Linked DNA regions of Mus musculus: regions 1 and 2 are each linked to region 3. A link is a loop called in an ENCODE intact Hi-C map of the cell type or tissue named here. Cell type or tissue: gastrocnemius. All regions are shown on one strand.

Region 1 (2,500 bases), 170 kb after region 3:
CGGGAGCAGAGTGGGAAAGAGGAAGTGGAGCCAGGCGAGCTGCAGGGCTCGGGGCCGCCGGAGCCGGCGCTGGAGCGCAGCGCACCGCGGAGCCAGCGCTCGGGAGCCGCCCCTCTCCCGTAAGCTCCGCCGAGACTATTCCAGGGACCAGACAAGGGAAGCCGGGGACCTCGGCCACGCGCCCCGAATCTGCAGGTGGGAAGAGCGGGATCGCAGTGCCTGGCCCTGGGCGGGGGGGGGGGGGGGGGGGGGGGGGGGGGGCGGGGCGGGGGGTGTCTCTGAGCGCTGCTCCTGGGAGGGGACTGATGGGGTCGTTGGCAGTCGACTGATGGGGTCGACTCAGGCAGGACCTGCTAGCCCGGCGCTCCCGCCCCTTGCTGCAGCCACCCGGGTTGCAGTTTGCAGCTCCGCGAAGTTTGCTCAAGCGCGCCGTGTGCCACCCGCGCCCCCAAGTCAAGCGGAACTATCCCCAAATAGGACAGTCTGGACAACACCCCAACAGCGGTGCGGGCGCGATGGCGGGGAGTGCTGTGTGCTCCAGCTAGGAGCAGTCCTGCGTGGGGCAGAAACTCGCGTGGGCGCCCCCAAATCAGCAAGTCAGCGCTTTATAGGAGTGACCCGGGAGTCTAGAAGCTGTGCCCCATCCGTCACCCGGACACACGGTAATACCTAGCTGGCTACGACTGTGTGGACTGTTGGCCAGAGGAAAAGGTTGTTGGGGGGCGGGCAGCAGGCCCCGGGGTGACTGCTAGAGCAGACCCCCTCTTTGTGTCCCCCATGGAGTCTCAGAGCTCTACAGTCCAGGACGCCCAGTGAGGAGAGGGTGGTTGGCTTCCTCAGTTTCACAATGTTCCTGAGAAACAATGATGTAGCTGATTGCTTGGATGTGTTGTATGAAGTTGGTATGTGTAAAGCTGACTGTGTGTGCAACCCTGGAATTTCATTAAGCTCTGGCGGCTCTTGGCGCTCTCTTTGTACCACCTTCAGGTGGCCAGAGCTTACTGCACCTATTTTGACAGCGATTTTATCTTCTCAGGAAACCCAGTCACCTCGGGAGGGTTGTTTTGGGGATTAGGGGCACTCTGGATACAAACTGAATACACATTGGATACAAAACCAGTAGGATGCCTTAAGTCTGGGTCAGATTTAACGTTTAATTGAATTCCAGGCTTAGATTGCGTTAAAACCTGTGGTCAGCCTGTTTGAATTCTCAGTTTCTGGAGTTCGCATACTTTCAAAGAATAGATGAGTTTTGGTTTTTGTTGTTGTTGTTAAACTGATGTTTTTTTTGTTTTTTTTTTTTGTTTTGTTTTGTTTTTAAAGTGTATCCAAGTCTATCGTGTCAGAGATCTAAAACCTCTCAACTTTAGCCTTACACTGTGTGGGACGTGAGGAAAAGCAATCCTGGTAGCTTGTACTTCCTCACTGTTAAAGCAGTGTATATGAACCACATAGTTTTAATTGGTTTTACCCCTTTCAGTCCAGGGTATTTATTTATTCTACAGTAGTTAACACTTCTATACAAAAGTGATGGGCTAGTGTTTGACCCTTTAACATCTTTGAGTCTGGCTTCCTGATTCCTGACTTAGCTTTTTGTCTCTTGGAATTGCACCCCGTCTAAGCCGTTAAAACCGACCAGGAAGAAACTTTCTTTTCCAGAGTTCACTGACCTCCCTGGCTTCCTCCGCAAGTGGGACCCCACCAGTAATCCTTGTGTGACCTTCCTTCCATTTCCCTTGCATGACAGATTCCCCCCAAAGCCTTTTGCAAAGGGATAAAACAGAGAGAGAACGGGAACAGCTGTTTGGTAGTCAAACTGGTGCCCAAATCTGCCTTTCTTTGATAAAATTTGTCTGCGCCTGTCCTTCCCCTGTGATTCCACTTTCCTCAATGCCTTTAGTATAGATGATTGTTAATATATATTAATATATTCTATATAACATAAATACTATAGTATATAAAATATAAATCTATACTATAATGTAAATATAATATAAAATACATGTAAATATATTGGTATATTGTATAAATATATTAAATACAAAAATATGTTATAATATATAATAACAAAATATGTGTAATATATTATATAATATATACATATATTCATTTATACATATATACCTTTTAAACTTTCCATGGGAGATTACAGCTATCATTCAAATGGGTTAAACAGTCACACTGTAACCCATAGAAATTGCCACTCTCATTTTTTCAAAACCAAAGACAACCAGTAGTATTTTACTCTGCTCACTTGTGGTTATGATTTCTTTTTGTGATTTAATTCAACTTTACTAATTTGTATTCTGACTTGAAAAAAAGATGGAAAAATAACTGAGTAGCTGCAGTCTTTGGAGCCTTTAGTAAACTAACAACAGTATCTGATCTATAGCCTGGGTGCTGCAATCCTCTTTGTGTGGCGCTTTCTTCTTTTTACTGCTGGTAGTAGGGTCTTTGAAACAATTGTCACCTTGTAATCCTGCTGCAGACATGATTAGAT
Region 2 (2,500 bases), 230 kb after region 3:
CAACAACAACAACAAAGGTTTGTGGTCCAATGTTGGTTTATCCATTAGGCACAGTTCCCACGGCTACCTGTAGTAACTTATGCAAATATTTTAGTTAACTTCTTCAAAGTATAAGAAAAATATAAATATATGAAGAAATATATAGTATTGGATCTGAATGACATTTGTCTTCATAACATAACTAAGATACATCATTTTAACAATTTTTTTATGAAAGAAGGAAGACAAGGGCCAACATGCCCAAAGCCTACAGGACCCAAATGACTAAGTCACACTCAGATACAAACATGTTTGTAAGAGTCAGTCATTTTGTGGTTTTGTTTGACATAGAGTAGAAATTTTCTTTTAAAAAAAAGTTTATTATTTATGCACATGCATATATATCCATGTAGGTTTATATCTACCATGTGTAACTGGGTGCATGTGGAGGCCAAAAGATGGCGGAACCCCCAAGAGCTAGAGTCACAAGTGGTTGAAAGCACCTGAAGTAGGTACTGAGACCTGAACCCAGATTCTCTACAAAAGGAGTGAGAGTTCTTATTGCAGATCTGTCTCCAGCTCCTCTGTCTTCATCCTTGCTGTCTTCTTCCTGCTCTTCTTCCCCCTCCTCCGATTCTTCCTCTTCCTCCTGCCCTTCCTCCTCCTTCTTCTCCTCCTCCTCCCCCTCCTCCTCCTCTTCCTTCTCATCCTCCCTCTTTGAAAGGATTATGTTCTCTGTTAATGAATTTATCATTTTCTTCTTAGAGTGATACTTGGCTATGTCTACAAAGACAGAAAAAATGACATATTGATACATGAGATAGTTGTGATTACTCAATTGATTTTCCTAAAATTAAATAACTATTTTCCCATCTGGTCTCCTATAGATATTGTTTGCTTTGTGATATAATGCAGACAGTAAGAGAAGAGAGTGACACTTAACTTGGGGTCCCTTGGTTAACCTTAGCTATATGCTCCTTGGGAACTGTTGGCCTACTGTGCCTCCTTGCTGTTTTGGAGAAGGAAGTCCAGAATTGCAGGTGTGGTGCCATGGATCTATATGGCTAAGTGCAAGTACTTTTCAGTGTCTGTGGCTCATCTGGTTTCATTTACTTTCAAAGCCACATTCTGGTTTCATAGAAACTAATTTTGTTTGTCTTCAACTTTGGTGACTATCAGTGATGCGGAGACCATCTCCTCAGAGCTACTTGTTAACTCAAACTAAGTTCGTTCACTATCTGGGAAATCTTCTTTCACAAAGATCAGCTCCCTGAAGACGGGGATCTTTATGTGCTGTGCTGACCTTAGGAAAAAAACAGACATATAAGAGGAGGTCAAATGTTTCCTGGAAGAATGAGATAATTTCCTGCTTTAGAAAAGTCAGGCCCTGCTCTGAAATAGCCTGTTGTTGAATTCAGTGGCGAACAGTACTGGTCAGTCTTTGTACTTTGATACCAAAGGGTTTTGGCAGGGACACAGAAGTGTATGTGGTCCCTTAGGAAAGAGCAGGAACTCGGGAGCCAGGTATAACAAACCACAGTGCTGTCCTCTTGGGGGCAGCACTTTCTGTCATATGCTCCTGTCTGACAATGTGGTTGCTACTTAAACAGAACAGAAGGGTCAGAGAATTGTAGACAGATGTGTTGCCTCTTTCTATCTTCTGCAGATGGAAGACTAGGAAATAAGACGGCTGACCATGATTGGCAAGATTAGATTAGGCAGTTCTAATGTACAAAAACTTCAAATGTCAGAGAAGGATAGGTCTGGTATATATAGAGTTTGTTTACTTGAGGATATCAGAAACCCATGCTCTTTCTGTTGGCATAATATGTATGTGTGTGTTCAGCTCAAATACTACAGTTTGGGGGGCACCATAAAAAAAACAACAACAACAAAAACCACATATCTGCCCCCTGCCCCTGTGAGTTATTTCCTCCAGCTTCTTGTTTAGGGTTTCTCCCACCCAAAATATTTGATGAAATGACCTTAGAATGGAGATGCTATAAGAGTATGAGGCTAAAGGGGAGCCTAAGGAACAGACGCATGCCCCTTACTGTTGCAAAGTCACACTGGGTATCTTTTCTTTTCTTTTTCTTTTCTTTTCTCTTCTTTTCTTTTTTTTAATATATATATATAGTAACATCAGATGCACCAGAAGAAGGCATCAGACCCCATTACAGATGTGGTTGCTAGGAATTGAACTCAGGATCTGGAAGAGCTGTCAGTACTCTTAACCACTGAGCTGTCTCTCCAACCTCATACCAGGCATCTTGATTGTTACTCTTCTGCTGGCATTTTCTGAGCCTCTTATACTATTGAGTTGAGTAACTCAACTCTGGCCAGAGAACTCCTTTTCAGTAAAGATGCCAAGGGTTCAAGATGACAGATTCCCCACATTAGTTAAGATTAAGCGCAGCTGTGACTGTGATCAACAGTACCCATGATCCTACCATGCACTGGGATCATCTCTGGAGCATCATTGTCATTTCTTACATCCCTGTATGAGGTGTTCCTCCATCAT
Region 3 (2,500 bases):
CAGGCACTACAAATCAGTGCTGTTTGATTTCATTCATATGAAATGTCAGAATGGACAAGTCCATAGAGACAAAAAGTAGACTTGTGGTGACCGAGGTCTGCAGCAGGAAGGGGCTAACGGGAAGTGATGGCTATGGACATAAAACTTCTCCTGAGGCTGTAATAATATTCTAGAATTAATCAGAGCTGATAACCTCATGGACTTGTGACTATACTTTAAAAAATCATATTGCTGTGCACTTTAAGTCTGTGATTTTATTAGAAAAAAGTATCACCATGAATAACATGATGTGGAATACGCTAGCCTTAAGGGTTTGGGTGAAGCTAGGCTTTCTTCCCACCTCAATTATTTCACTATTGTTTATATTTATTATGCATTTAGTTACCACACCATTCTTTGCATTGACGTTTCTGTGGATCTTCTTAGAAGGAGCAGTTGTTTCAAAGCAACCTGTAAGATGCACTGTAACTCTGTCTTGGCTGGGGCTTGTTCTCTGGTTTTCCTTCTCTTGGCTTCTTTTTTACACTATCATGGTTGGCCCTGAGTTCCCCTCTCCTAACTGAGGATGGAGATGGCTGAGCAGGGACCTGCCCAGATCCAAGCAAAGGCCAAAGTATGAGATGGTTCCAACCAGTGCAAAAGAGAGGCAGAAGCATCACTAGGCATTCAGTTAGGAAGTTTAGTGCAGGGTGGTGGGAGAGCATTTGTCTCTGCTTTCTTCTTGTTTCTGTTTGTTAGTATACAGTTAGTTGGTTAGTATAGAGTTTATTCAGGGCATAGGGAGGGGAGTCAAGAGGGTAGTAGAGGTAGAGAAAGGCAGAGAGAGAGTAGAGAAGTAGAAGAGTAGAGGCTGGCCATGAGAATGTGGAGAGAAAGGGGGAAGGGAACGGAGAGAGAGGGGGAAAAGGAAAGCAAAAGGGCAAGAGGTGGTCTCTGCTTTCTTGAAGGATGGCCAGTGAGACGGGGAATTCTCCTGTGTGTCCTAGCACCTTCACCACATCCTGGCATCTATACTAAAAAGGGTCAAAATTCTCCTCAGCAAGCAACCTTGCGGAGGGCAGCGGCTGAGTCTACAGAGCCATCGGGTGTTTGGAGCACAGCCATGGTAGTCTTTGGGGCGTGGAGTAGACACTTGGTCATGATGAAGTCAGCAGTTTGAAATCTGGCATCCGTGTGGTGCTCATGAGCTCTTCCTCCATGCTTGGGCCAAGAAACTTGACAGTAGCCACAAATTCGCCACATGAGGGTGCAGAGGATTCGATCTCCTTTCATTATAGCAGGTGGGAAATACAAGGAAGGTGCTCTTCTAATCCAATTCCCATCTGAGGCAGCCATTGTGAAACCACTAGATGGCACAGTCTTGCCAGATGTGAGCCAGACCTTGGACAATGAGTCTTGCTAGATGACATCATCAGATACTTAAAGGAGCTTAGCTGACTGTTATCCACCCCCCACTCCTACCCCCACCAGAGGTTTCCTATGTGTTGGCAGTTTATACCCTCCAGATCGTGTAAATACAGATGTGTTGCAGTTAGTCATCAAAGTCAACTATTCCGTAACTGGAGCCAGGCTGAGAAGGGCCATGTCTCTTTGTTTTCTGTTCAAATATTTTCATGATTCCTCTGTCACACATTCTTTAGTCTTCCATATGGTTACATCAGCACCCAGGGCCTCCTTTCTTCTGTACACATAGAGATACATAGGAAAAATCACTCATCTTTAATATACAGGAAATTCTTGTACAGCAAATAAAATTTCCATCTCTTATGAGGATGTCATTCATGTCTTTTGCAATGCCTTCTCCAGCTTTGAGGAAGATCCCAGAAAAAGAAAATATCCAAAGACCTAAAGGAAACAACTACTTGTTTTAATGTTTTTATTTATTATGTTTTAATATTTGTTTATTTATGAAGATACACATGCAGAGGTCAGAGGAGAACCTTTGGTTTTCTTCTTTTTTTTCCCACCATGTGGGATCCAGGGATCGAACTCCTGGCAGCAGGCCACTGAGACATCCAGAAAGCCCTTAATTATTCTATTTATCCATCTTTGAAAATTTTTTCTCCCCAAAAGTAAAAGTTTTATTTGTAGTCAGGGGCTGTACCCACAGGACCAAGCAGCTTAGTGAGACTATGCCCATGGTCATTTAACATAGGCCACCTCCCAGTGCATCTGTGGTATCCACCAGCATCCACCCCAGGGAAGAAGTGTGGTAGGGCTTCATGACAGACAAGTTCAGCTTCAACAAAGGAAAGAGAATAGATTTACTTAGCCCGAGGTCACTGCATATGACCAGCAGGGGGCCTGTCCTGAGACCGTGAGAACTTGTAAGAGGTTCTGACTTCTGGTGAAAGCTGAAAAATTGGGGCACTGGGTCCCTGCTGTTACCCCCAGAAATATTGGCCTTTGAGACCTCATGAGGCAAAGCATGAGGAAATCCCACGGAGGGCTGGGGAGATGGCTCAGTTGCTACAGTACTTGATGAGGCACACTGGCCAGT

The links. A loop is a pair of places that touch in the nucleus more often than their neighbours do. Peaks named below come from ENCODE experiments on the same cell type or tissue, not always from the same donor. Only the 100,000 strongest peaks of a DNase experiment are listed, where the experiment ranks them.
Region 1: it touches region 3 in a loop (11-fold over the local background); 16 of 42 quality-filtered maps call a loop at or near these places.
Region 2: a loop joins it to region 3, with 3 times the contacts of the local background. A loop is called at or near these places in 13 of 42 quality-filtered maps.

The regions. Positions count from the first base shown.
Region 1 is chr10:3,740,346-3,742,845 of GRCm38, forward strand. Plekhg1 (pleckstrin homology domain containing, family G (with RhoGef domain) member 1) reads left to right here and starts at 32. Exons shown (of 17, transcript NM_001159942.1): 1 at 32-195. All of the region lies in intron 1 of Gm30164 (a long non-coding RNA gene), which reads right to left. In gastrocnemius, CTCF peaks have their summits at 67 and 993; DNase peaks (open chromatin) are centred at 8, 420 and 948; H3K4me3 peaks cover 1,871 bases; H3K27ac peaks cover 2,211 bases.
Region 2 is chr10:3,804,050-3,806,549 of GRCm38, forward strand. The region is part of intron 2 of Plekhg1 (pleckstrin homology domain containing, family G (with RhoGef domain) member 1); the gene reads left to right. Among named protein-coding and RNA genes, the nearest start is that of Gm30164, 46 kb to the left of the region's middle. In gastrocnemius, a CTCF peak has its summit at 1,524 (motif pointing right); no DNase peak of the experiment used is centred here; H3K27ac peaks cover 1,022 bases.
Region 3 is chr10:3,571,806-3,574,305 of GRCm38, forward strand. No RefSeq gene overlaps it. Among named protein-coding and RNA genes, the nearest start is that of Iyd, 33 kb to the left of the region's middle. In gastrocnemius, CTCF peaks have their summits at 1,346 (motif pointing right) and 2,302; a DNase peak (open chromatin) is centred at 1,319; H3K4me3 peaks cover 211 bases; H3K27ac peaks cover 1,001 bases.